Regions from separate parts of the Homo sapiens genome. Here region 1 is linked to region 2. A link is an interaction called in ENCODE POLR2A ChIA-PET data of the cell type or tissue named here. Cell type or tissue: Panc1. All regions are shown on one strand. Links, peaks and the distances in the headings refer to the core of each region. The heading gives the core; the rest is flanking DNA.

Evidence for each region. ChIA-PET counts read pairs that join two places held together with the same protein. Peaks named below come from ENCODE experiments on the same cell type or tissue, not always from the same donor. Only the 100,000 strongest peaks of a DNase experiment are listed, where the experiment ranks them.
Region 1: POLR2A ChIA-PET joins it to region 2 with 6 read pairs; 2 of 35 experiments call an interaction of 5 or more read pairs at or near these places.

The regions. Positions count from the first base shown.
Region 1 is chr5:177,954,294-177,969,264 of GRCh38, forward strand. It overlaps LOC100128340 (a long non-coding RNA gene), which reads left to right. Exons shown (of 4, transcript NR_149047.1): 3 at 3,316-3,369; 4 at 5,426-5,507. Among named protein-coding and RNA genes, the nearest start is that of PROP1, 34 kb to the right of the region's middle. RefSeq lists enhancers at 3,773-4,292, 11,943-12,443. In Panc1, for the core only: no CTCF peak of the experiment used is centred there; no DNase peak of the experiment used is centred there.
Region 2 is chr5:177,525,016-177,539,986 of GRCh38, forward strand. It overlaps FAM193B (family with sequence similarity 193 member B), which reads right to left. Exons shown (of 9, transcript NM_001190946.3): 2 at 13,890-14,132; 3 at 12,858-13,092; 4 at 11,343-11,730; 5 at 7,428-7,626; 6 at 1-190. Among named protein-coding and RNA genes, the nearest start is that of DDX41, 16 kb to the left of the region's middle. In Panc1, for the core only: no CTCF peak of the experiment used is centred there; no DNase peak of the experiment used is centred there; H3K4me3 peaks cover 347 bases; H3K27ac peaks cover 2,888 bases.

The DNA of each region.
Region 1 (14,971 bases), core at 4,679-8,678, 420 kb after region 2:
ACCATGGCACATGTTTACCTATGTAACAAACCTGCACGTTCTGTACATGTATCCCAGAACTTAAAGTAAATTTTTTTTTTTTTTTTGAGATGGAGTCTCGCTCTGTCGCCCAGGTGGATTGCAGTGGCGTGATCTCAGCTCATTGGAAGCTCTGCCTCCTGGGTTCACGCCATTCTCCTGCCTCAGCCTCCCGAGTAGCTGGGACTACAGGCACATGCCACCATGCCCAGCTAATTTTTGTATTTTTAGTAGAGACGGGGTTTCACCGTGTTAGCCAGGATGGTCTCGATCTCCTGACCTCGTGATCCACCTGCCTCGGCCTCCCAAAGTGCTGGGATTACAGGCATGAGCCACCGCGCCTGGCCTAAAGTAAAATAAATTTTTTAAAAAATTAAGAAAAAAGCTGGCAGACCAATAGGACAATGGGTGAAAGAAATGAAGAGGGACACAAAAGGGAAAGAAGAAAGGGAGGGAGGAGGGGGGAGGGAGGGAGGAGGGAGGGAAGGAGGGAGAGGAAAGAGCAAATGAACATCCAAATGGCCAAAAAGCATTTAAAACATGCTCAGCCTCATAAGCCATCAAATTTAAACCACAGTGAGAAATCAATATTACACCTACCAGAATGGCTAAAATTAAAAACACTGTTGATACCAAGTTTGGGCAAGAATGTGGAGTAACTGAAACTTCATATACTATTGGGAATGTAAAATAGCACAACTACTTTGGAAAACCCCTGGGTAATACCTACTAAAGGAGACCACACCTGTGATCCCCACATTCCACTCCTGTGCATAGACCCAAAAGAACTGTGCACTGTGCACGTGTTCACCAAATGACGTGCGACGTGCACTAGAATGTTTATACCAGCACCCTTCACAATAGCCCCAACTTCCAACAGGAGAATGGATAAGTACCTCTCAATATATTTATAGAGTAAAGTTCTTACAGCACTGAAAATGGATTAACAGCCGCCATGCACAGTTGGTGAATCTCAGCAACATAATGTTGAGCAGAAGCAGCCAGACACAAATGAATGCGTACGGCACGATTGTGTTTCTGCGAAGCCCTAAAACAGGCCAAAGAAACATCTGGTGAGAAGTCAGGATAGCGATGATCTTAGTGCTCTGGGGGAGGGTGGCTCTGGTATTATTCTATTTCTTGATCTGAGGGCTGGTGTCCCAGACGTATTCACTCTATGATAATTTACCAAGCTGCCCTCTGGGGACTGGTGGCTTCTCTGTATGAATATTACACTTCAATTAAAATAACAAAAACCTAACAGTCAAATTCAGAAATGAGTAAGGCCGGGCACGGTGGCTCATGCCTGTAATCCCAGCACTTTGGGAGGCCGAGGCAGGCAGATCACCTGAGGTCAGGAGTTTGAGACCAGCCTGGCCAACACGGTGAAACCCGTCTCTAGTAAAACTACAAAAATTAGCCGGGTGTGGTGGCACGTGCCCGTAATCTCAGCTATTTGGGAGGCTGAGGCAGGAGACTTGCTTAAACTTGGGAGGTGGAAGTTGCAGTGAGCCGAGATCACGCCACTGCACTCCAGCCTGGGTGACAGAGTGAGATTCTGTCTTAAAAAAAAAAAAGCAAACGAGCAAAGGACTTGAATGGACATTTTTCCATACTCAGCATCACTAATCATTAGGCAGATGGAAATGACAACGAGATTCCATTTCACTCCTACTACATTGACTAGTATCAAAGAAAACCCAGAAAATAACGAATGTTGGTGAAGATGTGGAGAGACTGGAACCCTTGTGCGCTGCTGGTGGGAATGTAAAATAGTGCCGCCCCTCTAGTAAACAGTAAGGCAGTTCCTCGGAAATTATACCTAGGGACGCTCCAGCAATTCCACTTCTGGGTTTATATCCCCCAAAAATTGAAAGCAAGGAAATAAAGAGACACCCATCCCTGTTGATAGCCGTGTTATTCAAAATAGATAAAAGGTGGGAGCAACTCATATCCATTGACAGACGAAGGGATCAATAACATGCGGTATGTACATACAATGGAATATTATTCAACCTTACAAAAAAAGGGTATTTGGACCTAGGCCTCAACATAAATGAATCTTGAGGACTATGCTGAATGACATAAGGCAGACACAAAAGGACAAATATTGTGTATTTCCACTCACATGAAGTACCTAGTATATTTCATAGAGACACAAAGTAGAATGTGTCTATGAAGTATACAGGGGCATGCTTGAAGTATACTAGGTCTAGTAGGAAGCCAGGGGCTGGAGGGAGGAGGGAAAGGGGAGTGGCTGTTTAACAGGCAGAGTTTCAGTGAGGATGAGGAACGACCTCCGGAGATGATGGAGGTGATGGTAGCATGCCAATTGAAGGCTCTTAACATTACTGAACACTTGAAATGATGCAGATGGGAAATTTCGTGTTACACATATTTTATCACAGTTTTTCAGGTAGTTGCCTTTTAAAAAAGTTCCTTCAGAATTTGTTTTCCTCCTTGACATGCATATTTGAACACTGGAGACAAAATTTCTGTATCGTTCTTGGTCAGCAAAATGTTTTGTAAAAGTGTCAGGAGGAGGCCAGGTGCGGTGGCTCACGCCTGTAATCCCAGCACTTTGAGAGGCCGAGGTGGGCAGATCACCTGAGGTCAGGAGTTCAAGACCAGCCTGGCCAACAAGGTGAAACCCTGTCTCTACTAAAAATACAAAAATTAGCCGGGTGTGTTGGTGCACAACTGTAGTTACAGCTATTTGGGAGGCTGAGGCAGGAGAATCGCTTGAACCTGGGAGGCGGAGGTTGCAGTGAGCTGAGATCGCACCACTGCACTCCAGCCTGGGTGACAGAGCAAGACCCTGTCTCAAAAATAAAATAGTAAAATTTAAAATTCAGGACCTCCTCACCAGAGCTATACTTTGAGTGCACAGTAGCCATATGTCTATACTGCAGAAAACATTTCCATCCTCCCAGAACCTTCTCTCATGCAGCTTCTGTGAGCCTCGCATCAGTTGTGTTCACTGAACTCATCTAACTCAAAGCACATGCATCAAAGCTGGAATTTCAGGGTTATCGGTTTGCAGGTGAGAGCCGTAATGGTCCAGTGGAAGTGTACAGCTGGAAGGGAATGTCGTCAGCTCCTCCCTCTCACCTGAAGGCTCTCGACTATGAGCCGTGCCTTGTTGACAGCCTCTGAGTCCACAGAGCACAGGGAGAATCTGAGGACACAGGACAAGGCAGGAGACCTTGTGTCCTCCACGTGGTTGCACATAGAGTAGAAGAGCTGGGTGAGTAACTCTCTGGAATCACCTTTCTGCTGATGTTTGTGTCTCTACAGATGGGCTCAAGGACAGCTTGCCTGACTGCAGCCATAAGGATGAAGCCTCTTCAGGTAGAGAAGGACTCCAGGTGGGGCCTGTGCAGAGGGTTCTTACGGGCGCAGTAGGATTGGGGCTATAAAATCAGTAAATGGAAAAGGAGCCAGGTGCAGAAGTCTGATTTATTCCTTTTTTTTTTCTTTTTCTTTTTGGAGACAGGGTCTTACTCTGTCACCCAGGCTAGAGTGCAGTCAGTGTGCCACTGTGGCTCAACCTCCGTCTCCTGGGCTCAATCAATCGTTCCACCTCAGCCTCCAGAAAGTAGCTGAGAATACAGGTGCATGCCACCATGCTTGGCTAAGTTTTGTACTTTTTGTAGAGACAGGGTTTCGCCATGTTGCCCAGGCTAGTCTTGAAATCCTGGACTCGAGATCTGTTCACCTCGGCCTCCCAAAGTGCTGGGATTATAGGCAAGAGCCACCGAGCCCGGCCTCCTTTTGTATTTTAATTAAGACAGAGTCCTAAGAGGTTGTGTTTGCATGGATGTTGTGTGTGCTCTGCTTGTCATATTCATTTCTTGCTCTGGTGTTTAAAGATGACCTTTTGCAGAAAACCAGATCTTTCCTGCCTGTGCCACAGAAAGCACTAAATCCTTGGGTTTTGATGGGATGGCATCCTTTGTGAATGGAGAACACGGGATTAGTATGTGGGTGTGGCATTTGGTGCTATGCGGGGAGTGATGTGGGACACAGCCCCTCACAGCCCCTAAGTCTCCCTGGAGACAAAGTCTCCCACGTGTGTGCCAGGAGGTGGGAGGAGTCCACCCTCTCCCTCTGCACCCTTGGGACCTGCAGCAGCACCTTCCTGTCCCGTCCTCACCATCGGCTCCGGGTTGAAAGGCACCCACAGGGTTGGATGATGCAGAGAATCCTTCCTCTGGGATGAATATGTATGCCCCGGCTGTGGAGGCACGAGGGGAAGCCCACGCTTCACCCGCCGTGGGGTCGCGAGGGGAAGCCCACGCTTCAGCATGTTTCTGGCCACTCCTCACCCAATCCCAAATCCTTGGGTTAGGAATGAAGCCTTAATTGGGTTTCATTTGAGAAGTCAGTGTCCAGCTGTCACCGAGGCCCTCCGTGGCTGGCAGGAATCCTAGGGGACATGCGTGGAGGGGCTGCTGTGTTGCTGCAGGCACTGGCTCTCACCCTCCCCGTGACCTGGCTCCAGGAATCCACCACGCCCAGGACGGGGCCACTGGGCAGCCGGCACAGGGCTCAATTTTTTGTCACGCCCTTTGCTCTGGCCTGGCAGCCTTGTCCTGTTCCCCACGCTGCCATCAGGCCCAGCGTGTTCCCTGGGTCAGGCCGGCCAGGTGCCCTTCCGCCCAGTCCTCCCACAGCTCAGGCAAACCCTGGCAGGGCCCCTTCGTTCATATGCTAACAACCACGGCTTCACCTGCGGATTAAGGCAATGGGAAAACGGGCTTTCCCTGGAATCCCGTTCTGTCCTTGCCAATCATTGAGATGCTAGTGGGATTCTTGTTAGGCTTGAATAGTTTACATTTCCAGGGTCATCCCAGGCTTTGGTCATCATCATCTCTCACAGATCCCAACACAACCCAGGCCTGTGGCCATGTCCCTGACCTAGGGTGGGATCCATGGATTTACTGGAAGGACTGGCAGTGCCCTTCTTTCCAATGTTGTTCTATTGGAGACCAGTAGCACTGGTGGAGGTTGACATGGAGAAAGGAAACGGGCATCAATCAGGAGAACAAAATCAGGCCCTAACGGTTAGAGCAGAGAGGGAAGTCTGTGCCAGGCACAGAGCATCATGGAGACAGTGGCCGCCTCCTGGGGAAAGGGGATGACACGGGCCTCCCCTCCCTGGGGAATTTGAGGGTTATGGAATTTGAAGGCTGGGAAAGCATGTGGGAAATCAGAGGCCCCTCCCTCGCTGTAGGGAGGAAGTGATCCAGGCTGTGGAGAGGACTCTAGAGATGAGCACACTAGAGCCTCTGGGGTTGGCGTCACAGCCCCAGGACAGCGGGGCCCAAATGGCCCCTCGACTCTAACTCTCCCCTTTCCTTCCCATGGCTGCCCCATCACCGCTGCTGCTCTGGACACCCTGAAGGTCATTTGGCCAATTTAATGCCGACAGAAGAGGCCACCATCTGAATGTAATTTATCTCCTCTTTCATCTCCTTTCATTCCCCTCCTCCTTTTTTTTTTTTTTTTGGGACAGAGTCTCACTCTGTTGCCCAGGCTGGAGTGCAGTGGCGTGATCTTGGCTCACTGCAAGCTCTGCCTCCCAGGTTCACGCCATTCTCCTGCCTCAGCCTCCTGAGTAGCTGGGACTACAGGCACCCGCCACCACGCCCAGCTAATTTTTTGTGTTTTTAGTAGAGACGAGGTTTAGCGTGTCTATGTGACACCCCAGGATTTTAGCAGATACACAAGTGAAAAACCATGTTGCTAAAAAGTATTTCCCATCTTCCAATTTTCTTATCATCATCTTGGAAATAAAATCTGTACGTACTTGGGAATAAAATTTATTGAATTATCAAAAATATGTATGCTAATGTATGTGAGTCATTAGCTATATCCACATTGACATAAAATTTGTGAAGACTCTTCAAAATCTCTTAAAGATTTATTTGGCTGGGCGCGGTGGCTCACGCCTGTAATCCCAGCAGTTTGGGAGGCTGAGGCAGGCGGATCATGAGGTCAGGAGATGGAGACCATCCTGGCTAACACGGTGAAACCCCGTCTCTACTAAAAATACAAAAAACTAGCTGGGCGTGGTGGCGCGCGCCTGTAGTCCCAGCTACTCGGGAGGCTGAGGCAGGAGAATGGCGTGAACCCGGGAGGCGGAGCTCGGAGTGAGCCGAGATCACGCCACTGCACTCCAGCCTGGGTGACAGAGCGAGGACTCTGTCTCAAAAAAAGGAAAAATAAAAACACGAGAACGTACTGCAGGAGAAAACAGGCCTGGCCTGAGACGGCTGTGCCGGCTTTCTGAGGCCGTGAATGGCAAGACCTCGAGACTGTCAAGAGGAGCAAGAGGAGTCGGGATTTAGCGTCAGTGATGAGGTGCGCCACTCACTGTGTGACTTCAGAGTGTTTCTGGGGAAAGAAAATGAAGTCCTGTGAAGTATGCGGAGCACCCTCAGCAGCAGCCGTGGATCTGAACAGCCTCCCAGACACAGACGCCATGGGTGTGAAGTGTGTCAGGAACAAGCGAAGTCACCCACAATGGAGAGGAACACCCTAGTGTGCTAGAACTTTTGAACCACTTTTCCTCCTGTCTTGGGTCAGGCCTCATAGCTAACCCTTTGGTGCGCGGTACTCTCTCTGGCTATTGGAGAGATGTGAGAAGCTTAAGAAAAGCAAATGAGAAGACGTGGAGCAGGCAGATGGCCGGTCCCCATGGAAGAGTCCCCATTGTGAGGCCTCCCTGGGGATCTGGCGGTGGCCACAACACACTGGCCGGTGAGATTGGTTGTGATTGTCATTGTTGTGGAAAATGATTATCATCTGTCCTCAATGGTGCCAATGCTGACTCACCTGGAGGTGGAATGATGGCCATGGTGACACTGAGGAGGGAGCGTGGCAGAGGGAATGATGGCCGTGGTGACACTGAGGAGGGAGCGTGGCAGAGGGAATGATGGCCGTGGTGACACTGAGGAGGGAGCGTGGCAGAGGGAACGATGGCCATGGCTGACATTGAGGAAGGAGCTGGCAGAGGGAATGATGGCCGTGGTGACACTGAAGAGGGAGCGTGGCAGAGGGAATGATGGCCATGGTGAAACTGAGGAGGGAGCGTGGCAGAGGGAATGATGGCCGTGGTGATATTGAGGAGGGAGCGTGGCAGAGGGAACGATGGCCATGGTGACACTGAGGAGGGAGCGTGGCAGAGGGAACGATGGCCATGGTGACACTGAGGAGGGAGCGTGGCAGAGGGAACGATGGCCATGGTGACACTGAGGAGGGAGCGTGGCAGAGGGAACGATGGCCATGGTGACACTGAGGAGGGAGCGTGGCAGAGGGAACGATGGCCATGGCTGACATTGAGGAGGGAGCTGGCAGAGGGAACGATGGCCATGGCTGACATTGAGGAGGGAGCGTGGCAGAAGGAACGATGGCCATGGTGACACTGAGGAGGGAGCGTGGCAGAGGGAACGATGGCCGTGGTGACACTGAGGAGGGAGCGTGGCAGAGGGAACGATGGCCGTGGTGACACTGAGGAGGGAGCGTGGCAGAGGGAACGATGGCCGTGGTGACACTGAGGAGGGAGCGTGGCAGAGGGAACGATGGCCGTGGTGACACTGAGGAGGGAGCGTGGCAGAGGGAACGATGGCCGTGGTGACACTGAGGAGGGAGCGTGGCAGAGGGAACGATGGCCGTGGTGACACTGAGGAGGGAGCGTGGCAGAGGGAACGATGGCCGTGGTGACACTGAGGAGGGAGCGTGGCAGAGGGAACGATGGCCGTGGTGACACTGAGGAGGGAGCGTGGCAGAGGGAACGATGGCCGTGGTGACACTGAGGAGGGAGCGTGGCAGAGGGAACGATGGCCGTGGTGACACTGAGGAGGGAGCGTGGCAGAGGGAACGATGGCCGTGGCTGACACTGAGGAGGGAGCGTGGCAGAGGGAACGATGGCCGTGGCTGACACTGAGGAGGGAGCGTGGCAGAGGGAACGATGGCCATGGCTGACATTGAGGAGGGAGCTGGCAGAGGGAACGATGGCCATGGCTGACATTCAGGAGGGAGCGTGGCAGAGGGAACGATGGCCGTGGCTGACATTGAGGAGGGAGCTGGCAGAGGGAACGATGGCCATGGCTGACATTCAGGAGGGAGCGTGGCAGAGGGAACGATGGCCATGGTGACACTGAGGAGGGAGCGTGGCAGAGGGAATGATGGCCATGGTGACACTGAGGAGGGAGCGTGGCAGAGGGAATGATGGCCATGGCTGACATTGAGGAGGGAGCTGGCAGAGGGAATGATGGCCATGGTGATATTGAGGAGGGAGCGTGGCAGAGGGAATGATGGCCATGGCTGACATTGAGGAGGGAGTGTGGCAGAGGGAATGATGGCCATGGTGACACTGAGGAGGGAGCGTGGTAGAGGGAATGATGGCCATGGTGACATTGAGTCAGCACTTATTAGGTTCCACGTGTACATGGTCAAGTTTTCCTGTGGTTTTTCTCAGAAAGGAGCCATGATCCTGCAACAGTGAAACAGGAAAAGTGCTAACAAAACTGACTCCATTTTTATTTAATGGGCTTTTTCTCATCCCTGCATATAAGCTAGCATAATTTTAGAGCGCTAAGATAAAACGCAAAAGCGGTAATCATGTAGTTTTTGCAACTAACTGTGGGATTAATGGAAAGTATGTAAACAGCTAACTGTGGTTTGTTAAAGATTTATAGGAGCATTGTGATCTGACCAAGGAGAAAGAAGGTCCCAGCCTCCTGGGACCATTGCTGGCACCTGGATGTGTGAGGTAGTCAGGTACCTGTTGATCCCAACCCTCTCCTCTTCCACCCTCCGTTGAACCAGATAAGCGCTTGTCAGTGCTGTTTTGGGAGTATTCTGCCCTGTGGTTAAATAGGTGTGAGTGCTGGAGAGTCCTGCAGCAATCTGGGGCTTTCTGGTGCTGTGAAGACAGTTACTCTAAAAGTCCTGATGCCATCTCTGCACTTGGGTACAGTCGTGTGACTCTGGGTTTATGACAGATCCTTCAGCTACCCTACCTGCCACTCCATATCTGCTGAGATTTTCTTTCTTTCTTCTTTTGTTTTTGTTTTTGTTTTGGGACGGAATCTCGCTCTGTTGCCAGGCTGGAGTGCAGTAGCATGATCTCAGCTCACTATAACCTCTGTCTCCAGGGTTCAAGTGATTCTCCTGCCTCAGCCTCCCGAGTAGCTGGGATTACAGGCGCCCACCACCACATCTAGCTAATTTTTGTATTTTTAGTAGACACAGGGTTTCACCACGTTGGCCAGGATGGGTCTCGATCTCTTCACCTCATGATCCGCCCGCCTCGGCCTCCCAAAGTACTGGGATTACAGGTGTGAGCCACCGCGCCCAGCTGAGATTTTCATAATGTGTTTGAGACATGCTGTTTATTTCTTCTTTTTTTTTTACTTTTAATTGAAATATTGTATACATAGCAAAAAGTCATTCCTGTCATAAATGTACAGCTCAATGAATTTTCATGAAATTTAATCATTAACCAGATTGAAATGAAAACCACAACAAAACCCATGACTGGAAGCCATCCCCGATAAGTCTTCTGCGGCCAGCTTCCTGTGGTGAGCCTCCCCATCAAGGGTAACTGCAGCCTCCTTGGAAATAAAGGAGATCAGGACTCCTTTTGTGTGAGCTTCATTTACTCTGTTTTGCGAGATTGGCCCACGTTGTCGCATGTGTTTAAGGATCTGTCCTTCCCGCGGGGACATAGCGTGCCAGGGCTGAAATGTCCTAGAATCTGTTCACAGGTTCTACTGTCAGTGAGGGTTTGGGTGGTTATGGCTTTGGGAGGTGATGAAAGTGCTGCTTTCCTGTGAGTGTCTTTGGGGAGCACACACGCTCTTTTCTGCCGGATATTCTCCACCCAAGGGGTCGCCGGTCATCGCAGATGTGCTTGTCCACTTTCAGCAGCTACTGACAGAGTTTCCCAGGTGGAGCGTGCAACGGATATCACGCCAGCTGAGGAAGACAGTTTGGTTGCTCCCCAGCCTCTCCAACAATTGGTATTTTCTGATGTCTTCATTCTGGCCATGCTGAGGGATGCATTAAAAGCACATAGAAAGTCCAGATGCCTCTGGGCAGCTCACAGATTCTGAATGTTGGGAGACAAGGACAACTGTCAATCTCTGTCAGTGCTAGGACTGATTCTCAGTATCTGACCCAAAACTAGGAACTGAGGCGATGGTTTGTGGTATTCGATAACGTTGTCAGCATATGCCCTAGAAGTGCTCAAATCCTGGCACATACACAACCTAGGGACGGGACAAACGTGAACTCGGCATGGTCGGTTATAGCTTGCGTCTAGCACCTTGTTTTTGCAACTCTCATGTCCAGCTGGGGTGGGGCCATGCACGGGCAGCATCCCGATGTCCCACCACCGCCCCGTCCACCCAGCTCCTCCAGAGGATGAATTACAGTGGCTTCCTAGTGGCAGGACAGATGAGGGGTCCCATCTAATGCCAGGTTAAGATTGTCTTTCTTTTTCTGAGGTAGAAGTGGTGCTTTGCTGTTTTATCAATTGAGTTCAGTTATGGAAACGTGGCCACATACATTACAGAGGTTAGCGGCTGTTTCCTCAAGGGCTTGGGAAAGAAGTCTCTTACCAAACGAGGCCTGATTCAGGAGGGCACATAAGCTGGGTTGTGTCAGGTTCTTCACTGTGCATAGAGAGCCTTTTCCTCAGTAGCAATTATTTCCTCCGTGGGTTAATAATTTTGCAACTGCTGATTGAAATAAACATGACAGGCCGGGCGTGGTGGCCTATAATCCCAGCACTTGGGAGGCCTAGGCGAGTGGATCACCTGAGGTCAGGAGTTCATGACCAGCCTCGTCAATATGGCGAAATCCCATCTCTACTAAAAATGCCAAAATTAGCCAGGCGTCGTGGCACATGCCTGTAATCCCAGCTACTTGGGAGGCTGAGGCAAGAGAACTTCTTGAACCCGGGAGGTGGAGGTTGTAGTGAGCCGAGATTGCACCACTGCACTCCAGTCTGGTTGACGGAGACTCCACCTCAAAAAACAAACAAACAAACAAAAAAAACAAAAAACAATAGACATGACAGACACATTCTCCAGCAAAAGTCTGCCCTATGACAGGAGTAGGTTTTCTCTACCCTTGCTTTTAGATTCCTTTGACTTGGCCGGGCACAGTGGCTCACGCCTGTAATCCCAGCACTTTGAGAGGCCAAGGTGGGCAGATCATGAGGCCAGGAGATAGAGACCATCCTGACCAACATGGTGAAACCCCGTCTCTGCTAAAATACAAAAAATTAGCTAGGCGTGGTGGCACGTGCCTGTAGTCCCAGCTATGCAGGAGGCTGAGGCAGAGAATTCGCTTGAACCTGGGAGGCGTAGGTTGCAGTGAGCCAAGATCACGCCACTGCACTCCAGCCTGGGGGACAGAGCAAGACTCTGTCTCAAAAAAAAAAAAAAAGAAAAAAGAAAAAAATAGATTCCTTTGACTTGACCCCTATTTATCCTCTTGTTTTATAAAGTCAACAGGAAGAAACAAACAAACAAACAACAAAAAAAAAAACCCACCTGTGCTTAGAGAACACATCGGAACCTATGGTACTGTAGTGCCTTCTTTTCTGTCACTGTAGGTGGCCTCAGAGGGGAAAATTCATGCATATTCTGCATGTGCCACTTGTGAAGGAGAAATCTAGATGATAGGGAAGGTGAGTCTTCCTTGCTGGCTTTCGTCTGGGGAGCCACCCTGACTCCAGCTTTCTGGTTAGAATGAGGATTGGTGGTGATGAAGGAACATTATTTTCCAGGTAAAGCACTGTGACCGTGTTTCCACAAGCAGTTGCGTTTCCTTTAGCTGGTATGAGTTTGTGCGCGTGGGCGGTGGGGTGTGTCTGTGTGGGGTGGGATTTGTGTGGGGCGGCCGTGTGTCTGTGCCCACGTCTGTTTCCGCTGGTGTTATACTCCGCCTAGACAGCAGAGTTGCAGGTGTAAGCTTTCTCAACAAGGAATGCCGTCCCCATTACTCCACAGCGTATATGTGGAGCCTAACCGGGTGGACTGCAAGGCAGTTCCGACCCTCACCACTCAGGGTTAGCACCAGATTCCACAACTCCAGAGCTGAGTCCCACAAAACTGCCCTTACTTCAGACACCAGCTGAACTTTGGGAGTCCCCAAGCCACCTGCACTTCTGACAAACTGGCTATAAATTCAAGGATTACCATGACTTCCTCAGGTTCAAAACTTCACTAGAAATGACTCAGAGAATTCAGAAAAGGGCTATATTTACAATTTGATTAGAAATGATCTGCATAGAGCAAGGCGTATGGGGCTGGGGGGTCCTGGATGCATGGCTTCCATGCCTTCTGTCTGGGGAATCGGGTGGCGTGCTGGGGGTGGGTTCCAGGTCACAGTTGGATTCAAAGGTTTCTTGATTGGCAGTTGGTTGAAAGGGTTAAACTCTGTCTTAAAAGTTGAAATCAGCTTCAATTAGGTAACATGGTGTGGTCGGGGGTGGGAGTTTGGGAAGTTGTGGGAGCCAAGGTTCTTGTCACGTAAATGACACTTCCAGGCAGAGGGCTTCAGAGAGGATAGACGTAAACGTCTCTTATTGGACTTAAAAGGTAACAGACTTTCTGGAAAGACCTAGTGATGGAGCCATATGCTCTACAGATTGCAAATTTCCCACAAAGAGACAGCTGTGTTGGGCCATTCCAAAAAATGTCAGAGAAATCTGTCTCGGGGTAAAATACTCAGACTTCCTTCAGGACCTGCTTTCAGGTGATGCTATACCAGAGCGCATTGGAAGTTGGGTATCTTATTGCTACAAGGCGTTTCTTCCGTCAGTCTTAGGATCTCTATTTTCATGTCACTGCTGCTCAGTTGGGTCTGAACCACAAAGGGTGGAGGGAATACTGAGGCGTGCCCGACCCCTCTTCTCCCTCATGGCCTGAATGAAGTTTTCAGGTTTATTTGGGTCCCCTTGGCTGAGAGGAGGATCCGTTCAGTTCATTGAGGGGCTTAGAAATTTAATTTTAATTTACATTGTAAAGTGTAAACATATACAATGTTGATCAGTTATACCTGAATAGAGCTGAGGGAAAAGAGAATAAAAGGAACCATGACTAACAACAATGAAAAGAAATGGAAGCTGAGTCACATTTAAAATATTTATTAATCTGTTTTCAAATAACAGAAACAAGACCATTACAGAGCAACATAAATAGCATCTTTTTGTGAAAAATATTTTCCAAAGCAAAAGTGATTTGTGGGAAAAGTGGCATTGCTTTCCCATTCTCCGAGAGTCTGTCACATCTGACAACAGGAGCTGGGACCCTGTGCCTGCCTCAGTCGGGGCACCGCACTCCCCACAGCACACAGCCTCTGGGCACTTGGCCAGGCATAGTAGCTCATACTTGTAAACCCAATTTTTTCCTTCCTCCCTCCCTTCCTTCTTTCATCTCTCTCTCTCTCTCTCTCCCCCCGCTTTTTTTTTTTTTTTTTTTAAGATGGAGTCTGGCTCTGTTACCCAGGCCGGAGCCTAATCTCGCCTCACTGCAACCTTTGCATCCCAGGTTCAAGCAATTCTCCTTCCTCAACCTCCCAAGTAGCTGGGATTACAGGCATGCAACGTGATGCCCAGGTAATTTTTGTATTTTTAGCAGAGACGGGGTTTTGCCACGTTGGCCAGGCTGGTCTCCAGCTCCAGATCTCAGGTGATCTGCCTGCCTCGGCCTCCCAAAGTGCTGGGATTACAGGCATAAGCCACCACACCTGGCCCCAGTTTTCAATCATAAGGTACTATTCCCAAAATATGAAATGCTAAATGTCTCATATCACCTTTGGCATTCAAATGTCCAACATCTCAGCGTTTTGTCTTATTAAAGACTGCAAAAATGTACAAGACTTTAAAACCATGAAATTAACTAAGTAAAACTAAGGAGACCCAAATAAAATTCAATGTACTTAAGGTTCAGTGCAGCTATAACAGAATATCTAAGACTGGGTAATTTTATTATTATTATTAATTTTATTTTTTTTTTGAGACAGAGTCTCGCTCTCTCACCCAGGCTGGAGTGCAGTGGTGCAATCTTGGCTCACTGCAAGCTACGCCTCCTGGGTTCACGCCATTCTCCTGCCTCAGCCTCCCGAGTAGCTGGGACTACAGGCGCCCGCCACCACGCCCAGCTAATTTTGTGTATTTTTAGCGGAGACAGGGTTTCACTGTGTTGGCCAGGATGGTCTCAATCTCCTGACCTTGTGATCCGCCCGCCTCGGCCTCCCAAAATCCTGCGATTAGAGGCGTGAGCCACCGCACCAGGCCAAGACTGGGTAGTTTATTTTTAAAAAAGAGGCTTTTTTGGCTCAATATTCTGGTGACTGGAAAGTCTGAGATTGGGCAGTGCACACGGTGAGGGGCTTGTGCTGCTCCAACTCCTGGCAGAACGTGGAAGGGGAAACCAGCACAGGCAAGGAGAGCACATGGCAAGAGAGGAAGCAAGAGGGTCCAGGAAGCCAAACTCACTTCCATAACACCCCACGCCTGGTAACTCATCCAGTCCCACGAGACAGCGTTCATCTATTCATGAAGGGTCTGCCCATCACCCAAATACCTCCCACTAGCCCCCACCTCCCACCACCACCACATCGGGAATCAAATTTCAACATGTGTTTTGGTGGGGACAAACCACATCCACACCGTAGCATACACCCCACCCTGTGGGGCCATGCTGCTGTGTCCTGCCCCTCCCAGTTGCTGTGGCACCCTAGCCGTTGGGGCCTGAGCTGATTTGTGCCCTGCTTTCCAGAGAATCAATGCCTTGGTCAGCCAGAGAAATCACAGTCCCTAATGCAAGAGCTGAACAAGTGCCTCACTTGATGGGAAGTCCCCAGGCTGAGCTGAGACGGATGGAAAAGAAAGCTCCTCTAAATAATAAAGGCCGCCTCTAAAAAACCC
Region 2 (14,971 bases), core at 9,899-13,898:
TGGCACGGATGGAGTCTTTGACAGTGTTTTTGATCTCCTGCAGACGGCTGCTCAGGAAGCTGTTGACCCGATCCAGTTCCCGGTCGGGCCACTCCAAGAGCCTCTCCCTGGCAGGCCTTGGCTCCCGGCTTCCAGAAACACGATTTGCCTGCTTTAGAGCTTCTGCTGCCAACTGGGCCTTCTCCTTTTCCTGCCAAGGCAAGAGGCAGTTTTAGCAGGAGGCTGTCAACTGCCAGGCACAATGTGATACCTGACCCATCAGCCTGGGGCCCAGCTTTGCCACTAACTTGCTGGAAGCAAAGCCTTAAAATCCTAGCCTGCTTACCCACCCTGCAGGAGTGAGGGCAAACTGCAGCCAGACAGGTACATGTCCTGGGGGCAGGGGTAGTCACACCCACAGAGGGTAGGGTTTTTACAGCTTGTTCACCCAGAGCCTCAGTTTCAGTGGACTAATCTGCAAAATGGGGACAATAATTCCGGAGTAAAGCCAAAGTGGGGATGCATGTGAAGACCACTACTAGAGAGGCATTCTCTCCACCCCTACGGGTGGTGGGGAAAAAGCCATGCCATCACGGGGTCTTACAGGAGGCAGGTGTGGGGGTAGATGAGATTACTCTGGTTGGGAGGGCATGTGCCTTCCTGATGCTATGTCTGGGTGTTACCAAAGAGGGCGGTGTTCCCGTAGAGAGGCCACTTGCTGCACATTTGGTCTCAAGTAATCAAGGTCACACCTAGAGTGTGCCCAATGGCATACCATGGACAAACACACTGGCCTACACAGCAAGATGTGAGAGCTGCTCCTTTGCCCAGGTGAGGCCTGGAAGGCTCAGAGAGGCCAGGCCCTGCCAGTTGGCTTTGACAGATCTGGATCTAGGGAATCAAAATGAAAGTCTGTGGGATCTCAGTCACCCCAACCTCTCCATCCCACCTCAAGGCCAACGATGCCTTTAGAGGGAGACAGGCGGCAGATAAAAAACCCTCGGGAAGGAGGTTGCTGTGGTGCGCCTGGCGCCATTGACTCCCACTGCCTCCTGTACTTCCAGCTGATTTGGGAATGGAGGAAGAGAAACATGAAAGGGCAGCTGGTGAGAGAAACCAGGGCTTGCTACCACCTCGGAGTCAATGTACAGAGGGTGACCCTGCGTCCCAGCAGGCACTTATCTTTTGTGAACCCTGGCTCCACAATGGACTACAGTCAATTGTTCTGTGGGACCTTGGACAAATCACTTATTCTCTCTGAACCTTACTTTTCCTATTTGTAAATTAGGAAGAAGAGGCATCTCTACATTCCAGGGTCAGTATGAGGACAGCTGAGAGTCTGTGTGGGGTCCTTTCCCATGTGCGAAGGTGGGGCTGGGCTTCGTGGCCCTCAGGGAGCAGCTTGGTCTGCAGCAGCTGCAGCAGCATTTCTAGCTGTGAGTAGGGCTCAGAGGCCCTGGGTTGGACCAACGAGGACCAAGGGCCCTTCACCTCGCTCCCCCAGCACCACACAGATTTCACAGAAAAGTTTGGCTGCTAAAAAAAAAAAAGTTTGACAACTGCTGGTGTGGAGGGAATGATATGGAACCATATACACTCTGGAAGCCAGAGGAGAAAGCACAGAAACACACACTTTCTGCTCTGTACCGTCAGCACTTCCCATAGATGTCTCCTTTAATCCTCGCCACTGTCTTTGCTGCATCATGACCCTCTGCTTATAGGTGAGAAACCTCGACTTTGGAAAGAACAGGAGGAGGAGGTGGCTAGGAAGTGGCAGAGCCAGGACAATACACCCAGGCCTGATCTTCAGAAGTTCCTATGTTTCTCAATTCCATCTGACAACCATTTACCGACCATTGAGGCTGTGAGGCAGCAGGCCAGGCCCTGTGAGTTTAGCGTACGTGAGACATTCTCTGCCTCGCTGACTTCAGTCTGCTGAGGGAGACAACAGCAAACAGCCTGTTGAATTCAGAGTGACAGTGACAAGTGCTGCATGGAAGAAAGCACGGGGTGATCTGGGAATCTAGAGGAGATGCTCCCAACACAGACTGGTTCACCAGGGAGTGCTTCCTGGAGGTGGGAGGATCTGCACTGAGCACAGAATGGGGAGTGGAATCATCCCGGAGGCAGTGAGACAAGCATTTTCTAGAGAGAAGGAATAGCAAGTGGAAAGGCTGGAAATGGGAAAGCTCAGTATCTTCTGGGAATGCAAATCATTCAGAGGTATAGCTGTAGCCCAGATTTTTTGGGGGATGTGGGGGTTGGGTGGGGCAGGTGGGCAGGAAGGTCAGAAAGGAGAGGCTGAGAGATAAAGCTGGCAGGGGCTGATCGTGAAGGGCCCTGCAGGCCCTACAGTGTTTGTGCCCGAGGGCAATGTCCAGCCACTGATGGCTTTTAAGGTAGTGGCAGTAGGGTGGAGAGCGGTGGACTGGTCTGAGCTATCAGCGATGTGGCATGGATAGGGCTTTTGGTGCTGGGTAGGGAGACAGAATGAGAAAAGTCAGAGAAACATTGATGGCCACTATGGCTGCCACAGCAGCCCCACTGCCTGAGAACTCACATGTGCCAGGCACTCTGCCTAACCTTTCCATGCATCGCTCCATTTCATCCCTGCAACAATCTACGACTTAGGTTCTGTTATTCTCATTTTATGGATGAAGAAACTGAGGCTTAGAGGTTAAGTGATTTGCCCAATGTCATACAGCAAGTGTGGCAGAGCCAAGTGTCAAACTGAGATCCAGTTCCAGGCATGCTATTCCAGGTCACTATGATGCACTCCCCAGGCGGGCGCCCAGTGCTCCGGCTCAGGCAACAGGGTGGGAGGCGGTGCCATTGACTAGACAGACAACAGAGAAGGGAAAGCAGGCCTGTTCGGAGAAAGACAACAAGCTGAACTTTGGATGTGCAGAGTCTGAGATACCTGTGGGACGTCCACAAGGAGGTGTCCAGTAGCAGTTGGAGACGTGGATGTACAGGGTGGGGAGGAAACACTATTGGGCTGTTTCTAGATGGCATCTCTTTCCCAGGGAGATGTCCCCATGAAGGAGGGTCAAGTGGAGGACGAGGAGCTCACAAAGGAGACAGAAAGGACGTCAGAGGGGCAGGCAAGACATCTGGAGAACATGGCACTCCCCTTGCCCTTTCCTGCCTGGCTGAGGACAGAGGAGCCCAAAGACAATGTGTGAAAAGGACAAACACAAATGCCAGATATTCTCTAGTGGACTAACACGATAGGAACAGCAGAGGAGGATGGATTTGGCAACAAAAAAGTCACCGGTGACTCTGGAGAGGGTGTGGGTAGAAAACCGCCTGCAATGAGCTAATGGGTGGAAGGGAAGACAGTGAATGCAGACATCATTTTTCAAGAAGTGTGGCTGTGATGAGAGGAAAGAGGCTGGGGAGGGGTTGAGAGAGAGGTAACAGGCTCAAGGAGCAGTTTGCTTCCAAAAAAGAGAATGGTGGACACAATGAAATGTGGACGGGAACAGCATGGAGGAGAGGCTAAGCTAGACCAGGAGCCTGCTGCTGGGCTGAGGGGTCAAGAAAGTACCGCACAGGCCTTAGGCGGGAAAAGGGTGACTCTCATGACAAGGAAGAAAGTATGTTTGCAGGTGGGAATGGCAAAACAGTGGGAGAATCCCTGTATAATGGCTTTTTTCCTCATTGAAATAAAAAGTGAGGCTATTTGCCAAAAAATAAGGTGTGGGCTCGGAAGGCCTAGCGGTTTGAGAAGACTGGAGGCCTGACAGAAGGACTGTGGGGAATGGACGTGCTAAGGTACAGGAAGCCCAGGGAACCATGAGAGGCCCGCCTGGCGACACGGGAACTCGGCAATCGGGAGCCCACGTGGCTGGCTGCCACAGATTCACTCATGTGCTTTTCTTGAGCTGTAGAAAGGGAGAGCCAGGCTGGGGTGGAACCCAGGGCTGCAGTGTTTCTGAGTGGGTCTGAAGGAAAGACAGCGGGACAAGGAATTGAGTACTGGTGAGTGAGTGAGTGAGTGATGGGTCAATTTGCCTGCCCTCCTACCAATACTTAGCAATGCTTACTCCATTCAAGTGAGTGAGAAACGGATTGACCTGGGAAGAAGAGAACGGGGCAGGAGAGTCTTCAGTGGATGTGGAGGAGTGGCAGGAGGTCACAGATGACAGAGCCAGGGGTGCAGTTTTTAAGAAGCAGGGTGTCTCTCTGCTCCCTTCTCCCACTGTCAGCCCATGACTCTCTCACCTTCGTGTAGACAGAAGACACAAAGACAAGGTGAGAGTGTCACGGGCTGGCAGTGGGAGAAGGGAGCAGAGAGACACTGAGCTCTTTCCATTTCCTGAGGCGGGAGAGAAGGAGCAGCTGGGCTTTGGTGGAGAGCCAGACTGTGAAGTCCAGGAGGTGGAAGGAGACAAGGGAGGAGGCTGCTGTCTACAGAGATAATGACCATAATCACTTGATGCATCACGCTGCCACTGTGTGTCTGTCCCTGCCTGCAGCCCCACGACTAAGTCTGGAAAGGCAGGGCTGCCTGGTTCTGCCTGGGCCTGCCAGACAGGAGCTGTGCAGTGTGGGATGAGTGAGCAGAGCCTCCAGATATATGAGGTAGGTTGGGAGTACAGTGGAAGTTACCCAAGGATGGCTATGAAGGAGGAAACAGCTGAACTGAACTTGGAAGGAAAGTTTGTCAGAAGAAAAGGTGAGAGAAGATAGCATTATCAGTAAAGGGGAAGAGACATCTGAGCACACATATTTACGAAAAGCACATCAGACTTGGGAACTGCCGGATGTGCTCTCTGGGGACCTAACTGGGAACCACTGTCCTAAGAAGCCAGGAAAGGCCAGAGACTACTGCAGCCCACTGAACCTTTCTGGCTAGGTGACTGCATGGGAGAAAGACAGTGCTGACCACCTTCAGAAGGCAGCGGTGGGACCCCTTGGCTCACTACTTCAGGCGGCGGGAGAAGGATCCTGGTTGTCCTTGGGGCTGAAAAAGGATGGTGAATCACTTCTGCTTTCCAAAGCACTAGGGCTGTTTGACCACCCAGGAACTGGAACTAGCTGGTTGTTACACCCAAATCTCTTCGGATGCTGGGCTCCTAAACGTGTCACTGTGCAGATGCAGTTGGGAGTAGGCAGGTGAAGAGGTAAAGAAGCCACAAGGGACAAGCCATCAAGCTCTGGGGCTCATCTGGCAGGAGGGCTGCCGAGGAATAGATCACCAGGTTCTGTCCTCAGTCCCGAGGCCTGGTTCATTCCCCTGGCTTCAATTACATCTCTGCGCTGGTAAATGCTAGCCCTGCACTTCTCCACTTAGATGTCTCACGGGAACCTTCGAGTCAACATGCCTCAACTGAATTCACTGTCTTCTGCAAATCCCATCCTGGCTCAGTGAAAGGCACCACCATCTTGCTGGTCACCAAGCAAACACCTGGGAGACATCCCTGCCTCCATCTCCCTCTCCTGCCATCAGATCAAAGGCCCATCACTTCAGCTTCCTCTGAAAATCCCTCTCTTCTTCTCTGGCCCCACAATCAATCATCTCTCCCTTGGCCTGCGTTTCCTGCCTGAGGCATCGAACTCGAGGTCTTCCTGCCTGGAATCCTCCAAGCTACCTTCCATTTGGCCACGGCATAATCTTAGGATGCAGGTGTGACCAAGTGCATGCTTTGATTAAAACCCTCAGTGACTTCTCTCACCGGTAGGATAAAGCCACAGCTCTTCCGCAGGGCCTCAGAGGCCCTCCCTCAACAACACTGTCCATCCTGCCTCTCTTCTGCTCAGTTTTGGCTGTCAAGCTGCTGTGGAATGTGCCGTGCCTGCTGCCAGGAGGGCCCTCCTGAGGAGTCTGTACTCACAGTCAGCCTCTTGTAAAGCCATTTCCAGGCAGGATGGGGGACTTCCCTCATCCCAGTACTTGTCACATGCTAATATGCTTGTCCAGTTTTGTGTCAGTCTCCCCACTGGACAGCTTCTTCTGGGTGAGAACTTAACTGTGTCACACTTTGGCTGCCAGTATTTGTAGAAGTGTTTGCTGAATGAATAAATGACTGACTGAAGCAAGTCCTCAGCTTGGAGGAATCCAGCAAGCAACTTCTCAGGCCATGACACGTTTTTTCCTCCAGTTATTTGCCCCCAGGATCCCTGACCCTGATGCCTCCCAAACTCATTCAGACCTTCCCAGAACAGTGAGCCAAGCTGAGGCCTTTGGCAGCCAGCATCATTCATGCCCCAGAAGTCCTGGGGGTTGGGGCGAGGGTCCTCAGGGAGGAGAGACGGCAGAGCTGGGCTCTCCCTACACCCACCTTCTTTTTCAGCTTGTGCCGGGCCCGCTTGGCGGCCCTGGCGCTGTTGGGGACTTTGGGCTCCGTGCTGTTGATGAATTCCAGCAGCTCATCCACATCTCGGTGGTCCACGGCGGGCTCCCCAGGGATCCCGCCCAGGGTGCCCCCCTTCATGGGCAGCTCCTCTTTCCGCCTGGTCAGCCTCGAGCGGAGCTTCTCCCGGATCTCGGTATAGTTCCGACTCGTCGGGGCAGCGGGTGGCTGGGGGTGGGGGGGAGGTGCTGACATTACACCCTGGGCCTGGGGGGCCCACAGCACTCCCTCCCACGGGCACCAAGTATGTGATGAGAAGCAAGACAACTGTTCTCTCTACCATTAGCCACCAAGGCCACATGGCTTCACCCTCTCAGCCAGGCTGAATCCAGGCGGCAGTGGGTGAAGGGACTAGGAGGGAACAGGGCAGAGCTGGGCAAACACTGACTGGGGAGCCAGAAAAACAAGTTGGAGCCCGGGCTTCGTCACTGGGAAGCTGTATGACCTTGGGCGAGTCACCGAGTCTTTGTGAGCCTCAATTTTGTCATCTCTAAAATGAGGATAATAACCCCTAGCTCAAAGGTGACTAGCAATTTAATTACTTTCATTTCTTCTATCCTCAGCTGCTCTACCCTAACCAGCGGCCCTCTCCTCTTCACCTTATGAGACTTCTGCACTGCTTCCTCCCCCTGGCCAGAGCCAGCATGCCCTCTGATCTGAGCCTCCTTCCTGGCGCCGTCTGTGCTCACGGCCTGTCCCTCGGCTGGCTGTCACACTTGGGGGACTGAGAGCCTTTTTGCTTCCACTCTGCCTTCATCACTCCCAAGCGTTCACTTCTCTGGGATTACACACGTATACATACTCATCAGAATCATAGCTTTCTCTCTGCCATTTCCTTTCCTTTTGCCTAAGGAAAAAAAGTCAATCTTAAGAGAAACCATGAGAAGAGCAAAGGTAGCAAAATGTTTAAAAACCCCTACCTCACAAATGTGCTGTGAGGATCAAGCGAGCAGACGCAGGTGCAAGGACTCACGGCCCCAGCACGGTAATTACCACCGTGAGCAACGGGGTCTCTGGGGAGAGCAGGGTGCTCCTTTTGCTCACCTTGGCTGGCCCCCAGCCCTCTCTAGCCTGGGCAGGCTCACTCACCGCATTGTGGCCGAAGAACTCACAGTAGCAGCAGTCACAGAACTTCCCATCTCTCTGGTGGGTGGAGGATGAGGTGCAGGAGCTTCGCTCAGAGCTGCTATCCTCTTCCTCACCCAGCCCCTCATCTGCCTCGCAGGGCTGGGGCAGCTGGCAAGCCAGGCCACTGTGTGCAAACTTGTGCCCCTTGCACCCGGGATCCCTGATGATGGGGAGGAAGGCCCAGAGGTGAGGCAGGGTGATGCAGAAACCCAGGAAGCATCCCAACCACCACCTGCCATCCTGACCGCCCTTCACTTGCCCCACTCCACAGAGGTCCCAGGTGGTCCAACTACATTGCACCTCTCACCTGAACAGGGCGAACACCTGCACTGTCCCTCAAGGCCCATCCCAAACACAAATGTGGCTCTTCTGGAAAGGTTTCCCCACGCCTCCCCTGCCTGCACCCACCATGCACCCCTTCTCAGGTTACTGTGCACACGTCACTCCATCTTCTGCTTATTGTGCGTCACTGTCATGGTCTGTTTGCGCATTTGTCTCTCAAACTGGACTGCACGCCTCAAGGGCAGGGGCTGTGTTGCTTCAGTTTTTGGGTCCCAGTGTGTAGCATAACAACCCTGCACACAGCAGGTGCTCAATAAATAGGCCTGAACCCATTAGTGGGCTGAAGGCTCCTCTGGAACACTCAGGGCTATCCATGAGGCCAGTCTCCTTTCACTTTCTAAGGTGCTTCTGAGCAGACTCTGGTGCTCTGGAGTAGATGGGTGGAGCTGCCTTAACCACAGGGCACGGAGTTGAGAAAAAGCAAGTGACTTCTGGGACACCAACTATAAGAGCCACTGTTTGTGCCAGGTTCTAGAGTCGGCATTTTTTTTTTTTTTTTGAGACGGAGTCTTGCTGTGTCGCCCAGGCTGGAGTGCAGTGGCATGATCTCGGCTCACTGCAAACTCCGCCTCCCAGGTTCACGCCATTCTCCTGCCTCAGCCTCCCGAGTAGCTGGGACTACAGGCGCCCGCAACCACGCCCGGCTAATTTTCTTGTATTTTTAGTAGAGATGGGGTTTCACCATGTTAGCCAGGATGGTCTCGATCTCCTGACCTAGTTGATCCACCTGCCTCGGCCTCCCAAAGTGCTGGGATTACAGGCGTGAGCCACTGCGCCCGGCCTTGGCATATTATTTCTAACCATCCCCCAAGTCCTCCAAAATAAGTGTCATTATCCCCACTTTGCAGTGGTAGAGAGTGAAGCTGAGTACTTGACTGCTTTGCCCAACAGGTGGCCAGGACTCAAGGATGCAAACAGACAGTGACAATGATGCACGATAAACAGGAGGATAAAGTGAGATGTGCACAGTGCCCTGAGAAGGGGTACATGGTGGGTGCAGGCAGGGGAGATGTGGGGAACTCAAGCCCACGTTTCTCTCTATGCAAAGCTCATATTCTCTCCACTGTATTGTTCTGCCTCTGGATTTCAGGAAGCACTGGGATATCTTGTAATACAGAGTATTTTCCCAGGGTAAGAATGAGACATACGCCTGAAACATCCCATAATTTGAGCCAGGAAGAGCTGAAGCCTTAGGCTGGGCCATGAGCAGCTGAAGCACCCATTGGGCTGGTCCCAACGCTGGGCTGAGGCTGAGGTGGCAGGGGAACTGAGAGCAAGGACGGAGCTCAAGGAGCTGTGTGGAGGCCCAGCTTCCAGGGCAGTCCAAAGCAGCCCTCTCTGCTGCTAGAAAGGATGCTAAGCATGTGACGTGGATTAAAAAAGATGGTGGCAGGAATCATTATCAGTGGTGCTTACAGAAGTTTGTTCTAAACCAACCATTCATTATCTATTGCATTAGCAAAACTGATTTTTTTTTTTTTTTTTTGGAGACGGAGTCTCGCTCTGTTGCCCAAGCTGGATGGAGTGCAGTGTTGCGACCTCGGCTCACTGCAACCTCCGCCTCCCAGGTTCATGCGATTCTCCTGCCTCAGCCTCCTGAGTAGCTGGGACTACAGACACACGCCACCATGCCCAGCTAATTTTTTTTTTTTGTATTTTTAATAGAGATGAGGTTTCACCATGCTGGCCAGGCTGGTCTGGAATTCTTGACCTCGTGATCTGCTCACCTCAGCCTCCCAAAGTGCTGGGATTACAGGAATGAGCCACCGCGCCTGGCCAGCAAAATTGATTTTATTTTCTATTTTGAGACTGGCTCTCACTTTGTTGCCTAGGCTAGAGTTCAGTGGCACGATGTCAGCTCACTGCAGCCTGTATCTCCCAGGCTCAAGCGATCCTGTCCCACTTCAGCCCCCGCAACCTAAGTAGCTGGAACTAGAGGCATGCACATTATGCCCCACTAGTTTTTAAATTTTTTGTAGAGACAGAGTCTCATTATGTTGCCCTTGCTAGTCTCCAACTCCTGGGCTCAAGCAATCTTTCTGCCTCGGCCTCCCAAAGGGCTGGGATTATAGGCATGAGCTGGGCACCAGGCCACAAAATTGATTTTAGAAAAATTAAAATAGTGTGCTTGTGAATATGGGAAACCAGCACTCATTGGTGGTTACATCAGTTTGGAGACCCCTTTGGATAGCAGTTTTTCAATGTGTATTAAGAACCCTCAAAGAGAACAAAAAACACCTAAACAGCCTTTAACTAGTAACTTTTTTCATTCTGAGAACTTGATTCCAACAAGAAAAATCCAAAAGAGGAAAAAGGCTTTAAGAAAAGACATCTTTAGAGACACTGTTGGTAATGTTAAAATGTCCGAATAACCCAAATGCTCAGCAACTAGAGAACAGTAACATGAATTGCGGTCGATGTTCTCCAGCCTTTGAAGCTAGAGGCTAAGAACACCACAAGAGAACACAAATATGCTGAGGAGGCAACGCTAAGTGAAAACCGGCGGGTGGCAGACTGCAGACACTGTCAACCCGGCATGTGCCAGACACAGGAGACTTTCCAATAGGAAGATAGAAATGCATGATAAACACAGATCTGATTTCTAACATAAAAATATACCTCTATCTTCTCCAAAGAATTCTCTTTCAAATATATGTTAGTATAACCTTTCTTAGTACTTAAGAGTTACTTCTAGGAATCTCCCTGAAGGACATGATTTCTCATTCAAACAGATTTAGGTGCAGGGATGCTTATTACAGTCTCATTCATTATGGTTAAACAACTGGAAATGCCTAGATATCCAGGAATAGGGGAATGATAAAGTATGCTTGAGCTATACAGTAAGACATTATATGACTATTGAAAAGTTTCTTGAAGAATTTTAACTGGGGAAATGATCATGACATAATGTTAAAAAATTACTACTACACGAAAGGTATATCAAATATCTAAGTATGTTATTTATATACAGAAACATGGTGAAAATATACCACAGTGGTAGAAGTTTAGGTTGTGAAGACATTTTTTTCCTTATACATTTCTGAATTGTTCCAAGTTAAAACAAAACAAAACACAAAACAAAAAAACCCCACATACTATTTTTTTTTTTTTTTTTAAAGCTCTGTCACCCAGGCTGGAGTGCAGTGGCATGATCAATGCTCACAGCAACCCTAAACTCCTGGGTTCAGGCAATCCTCCTGCCTCAGCCTCCTGAGTAGCTAGGACTACAGTTGCATGCCACCATGCCTGGCTAATTTTCAAAATTTTTTGTAGAGAGGGGGGTCTTGCCATGTTGCCCAGGCTGGTCTCAAACTCCTAGGCTCAAGTGATCTTCCTGCCTAGGACTCCCAAAGCGCTAGGAGTATAGGTGTGAGCCACTGTGCCAGGCCAAAACACATACTTCTTTACAATTGAAAAATAATGAAAGGAAAGACATAGTCTACTTTTTAATTGCCACCTCAAAGTTAACCCCAAATTTTCCAAAATTCTAAGTTCAAGTGGGTAGCGAGTTTGCCCTTCATGCAGCACACTTACCTGTGAGTGCTAGGGAGTGGCTGAGAGCTCGGGGGTGGGAGGAGAGGCCCACTGCAGTGCCCACCACAGTGCCCGCTGCAGGGGTGGCTGCACCCCGAGAATGGTGGGGGCATCTTCAGGAGCGGCATGCTGGTGGAGGGTAGATGGGAGCTCTGACATGGCCCTGGAGTGTGGGGGGCAGTGGCAGCAGCAACAGGGCACTCTGAAGCCTGGGCAGGGAAAGGTGCTGCCGGGGTGGTGGGCAGCAGGTGTGGGTGGGGTGGGGAGCCAAAGGAGCTGGGGTGAGACGGGATTAGAGATGCTGGCTGCGGGTGGTGGCCGGTGGGGCTGTTAGGGGGAGCAGTGAGGTCTGAGTGCTGGTGGTGCTCCGAGACGGGGAAAGCCTCACCTGTGGGCAGAGGGAGGAGAAAGGGGTCAGAATGGGAGCCCAGACCTGGGAAGGAAAGCCCACAGGCTCACTGCCACAGCATCCTGCTTCTGTGACAAGAGGGCACAGCCTCTCAGCACAGGGGACCCTGGAGCTGCAGAAGATTCTGTGTGGGCAGCAACACAGCTGAGCAGGCTCAAGGAGCCCAGGCCCAAGCAAGAAGGTACTAGGAATGCTGATTCCACACAAGGCCCCATGCCTTTTCTGCAGCATGAGCAGAAGATATGCATTCTGTCTCTGAGGGTCTCTCTAGGATCTGCTTGTACACAGGTGCTCCTCAGGCCTGGAGGATGATCTGCAGAAGCCAGTGGAGCAGCAGGCCCAGGCTCTGCCTCTGTGCCACGTGTACCACAGCAGCAGGGCATGCCAGACCCCTGAGGGCCCCAGATTTCAGACAAGTGGGAAAAAGGTTCTGATGACTCTCTAGCTTATGTACCAAAATTAATGGAATTATATACTGCTCAACACTCATAATTCTGGGAGCAGACCCACTTTGAAGAACTCAGCTCCTTCATTTAGAAGTATGACAGTAAATCATATTTACATAATAAACCAATAACCCAAGAGTTTTGTCTCTGGGTCTCTGAGAGTTATTTCAGGGTCAAAGAAGACTTACACAGCTGCTAAATTAGCTAATAACTATTACGGCTTACACTGCCAATCTCTTGGGCATTTAAATTCAGTGCTTTTATACCCATCCCTTAGGTGGGGAAATCAAGGCCTAGGAAGACAAGGTTGCCCAGGTCCTCTGTGGTGCTGCAGGGGTCAGGTGATCTAAGTCCTATGACTCCACTTTCTACTCAGACAGACCTCACCGGATGCCCTCTTGATCCAATGTGAACTACCAGAGCCAATGACAACTTTGAGAGGCAAACGTTTTTCTATTAGCAGTATTTTTCAAGTTCAGAGTTGTGGGGAAAGGAGTTCCAGAAATAGTCAAGGTCTAAGCTGCCCCTGCTTCCACCAGAACAGTTCCACTTTTACTTATTTTAGTAACCAGTCTTATGATTTGTTTGAACAAAGTGGATAGGAAAACACAGCTGTCCACATTTATAGGGCCTGGCTCTCTCCCGAGCCTGGAGACTCACCGGGGATGGTAGGAGGACTCCCAAGAGAGCTGCCTGGCATGGCCCCACTGGAATGTGGGGAATTCCAGAGGCCCGAGAGCTTATGTGCCGACAGGAACGAGCTAGGATCCCAGTCTCCCGAGTTCCCAGGGCAGGAAGAGGAGGACGAGGATGAGGATGATGAGGAGGAAGACGAGGACGAATGAGAGTCATCTCCACAAGACTGTGATTTGCAGGATGTGTGTGACAAGGAGATCTGGAGAAGGGGGAGGAAAAAGGCTCACGGTCAAACAGCAAACATCGGAGCTGACCCTCTGCTGCCTCAGCTTTTCCTGAGGGAGCTCCTTCTCCTCCAGACCATGTGCCATAGCAAAAACACAATTAATACAACTCCAGCTATAAGAACAAATGAGGGCCAGGCCTTTGCTGGGAAAGGGCTGCGGTGGTCCCACTTACATGCAATGTGTGGAGACTGGGGAGAGAGACTCTGGTAGGGGCAGAGACTGCCTGTGAACTGCGGGCCTTTGGGGAGTAGAGAGCGGCCAATGACAGGAAGGGCCTTTTGACCAGGAGTCCTGAAGCTAAACTGTTCCTGGGTAAAAGGGAAGATCTGCAGCGACGTGAGAAATGAGGAAAGTCTGGCCATCGTGATTCATGAAACAGCAGACTTAGATGACTCCCAAGTGTCTGTCCTTCTAACTAGGGCACATTTCAGACCCTCAAACTCATCTCTGTCTCCCATGTCATACTGGTTGGCTTTCAAGCTGCCACAGAGCCGAAGGCAGCAGGCTCGTGATCTACCAGTACCTATGAGTGGGCCCTCATCCTGTGCACAGACCACCCTGAGGGACTGACCGGTGGGCTGCCAGAAGTTTCTCTTCTTCCCCCAAATCTGAACTTGAGCTGCCAATGCTGTGCCAGTGCAGCCCAGAAGTCTCTCAGTGCCTGGGCATGGGAGCTGCCCAAGGAGAGCCACCTGAGGACAGGGAACAGCCTGACTTCCTTGGGGAGGAGCCCTCCTGCATTCAGGGACCCCTGTCAGCGGTTACCTACCGCCACTGCATGTTCTCGACCTGTCTGCCTTTCATCTTCCTCCATGCTCTTTCGGCAACTCTGGCAGACCCACAGAGGCATCTCGCCTAGGAGATTCTTGACGAGCTTTGGCATGAAGTCAGGGGGCAGCTTCTCACCCTGCAACACCAGTCCATTTTGAGAAGGGCCTTCTTCCCAGCCTTTGCGTTCCCGGTGACACAGCAGGCAGCAAGTCTGCACAGGCTGGCTGGAGGCGGGGGGGACCTGTCCAACAGACAGAAACAGGGTTTCCCAGGAGGGGAAAGGCTCTCCTTCAAAATAATAGTAACAATATTAGTAATGCCACTTATTACGTGCCAGGCACTGGGTTAGGCACTTTTTAGACATAATTAAAATTTAGTCCTTGTAACAGCTCTGCAAACGAGGTGTTCTTATTCCCATTTTTTAAGATGAAGAAACAGATTTCAAGAAGTTAAATGAGTTGCCCAAGGTTAAAAGCTAGCGAGTGGTTGAACCCTAGTGAGTCTGGCTCCAAAACTCATGCTCAAATATCCTAATTCTCTGACATCCCCAAATCTTAAAGGTTAAAGAGAAGATGGCCCTTCCCTCTCTGGCATGGCTGGGAGTGTCCACAATTCTTGGGCTGCCTGTACAGCCCAGGGACCAATGCCCATCTGGAAGGAAAGAATGCTTTTAGTCAGTGGACAGTTTAGGAGAATGTGTGGGTTTTCTGAAGAATTGCACAATTCCCTTAGGATCGCAGCAACATTTTGGAGGAGGCGTTTGTACAGCTAGTCAGAAAGCATCAACTCAATGGGAAATTGTGTCAGAGGGAAGGTAAGGCTCTGGTTGGTGCTCCTGAGAGGTAGTGAGTATGGTGAAAACAGTCTGGGCTTTGAAATCAAACAGATATGCATTCTAATTCCTGCCTGAACACATACTGGCTGGGTGACCTTGAGCAAGTTATTTAACTTCTCTGGGCTCCAATTCCTACCTACCTTGCAGAGTTGTTGTAAGGATCATCACTGCGTAGCAGGTAAAGTGTCTACCCTGTGTATGCCCATAGCATAGGCCCAATACAGTCATTATTTGGACTTTTTTTT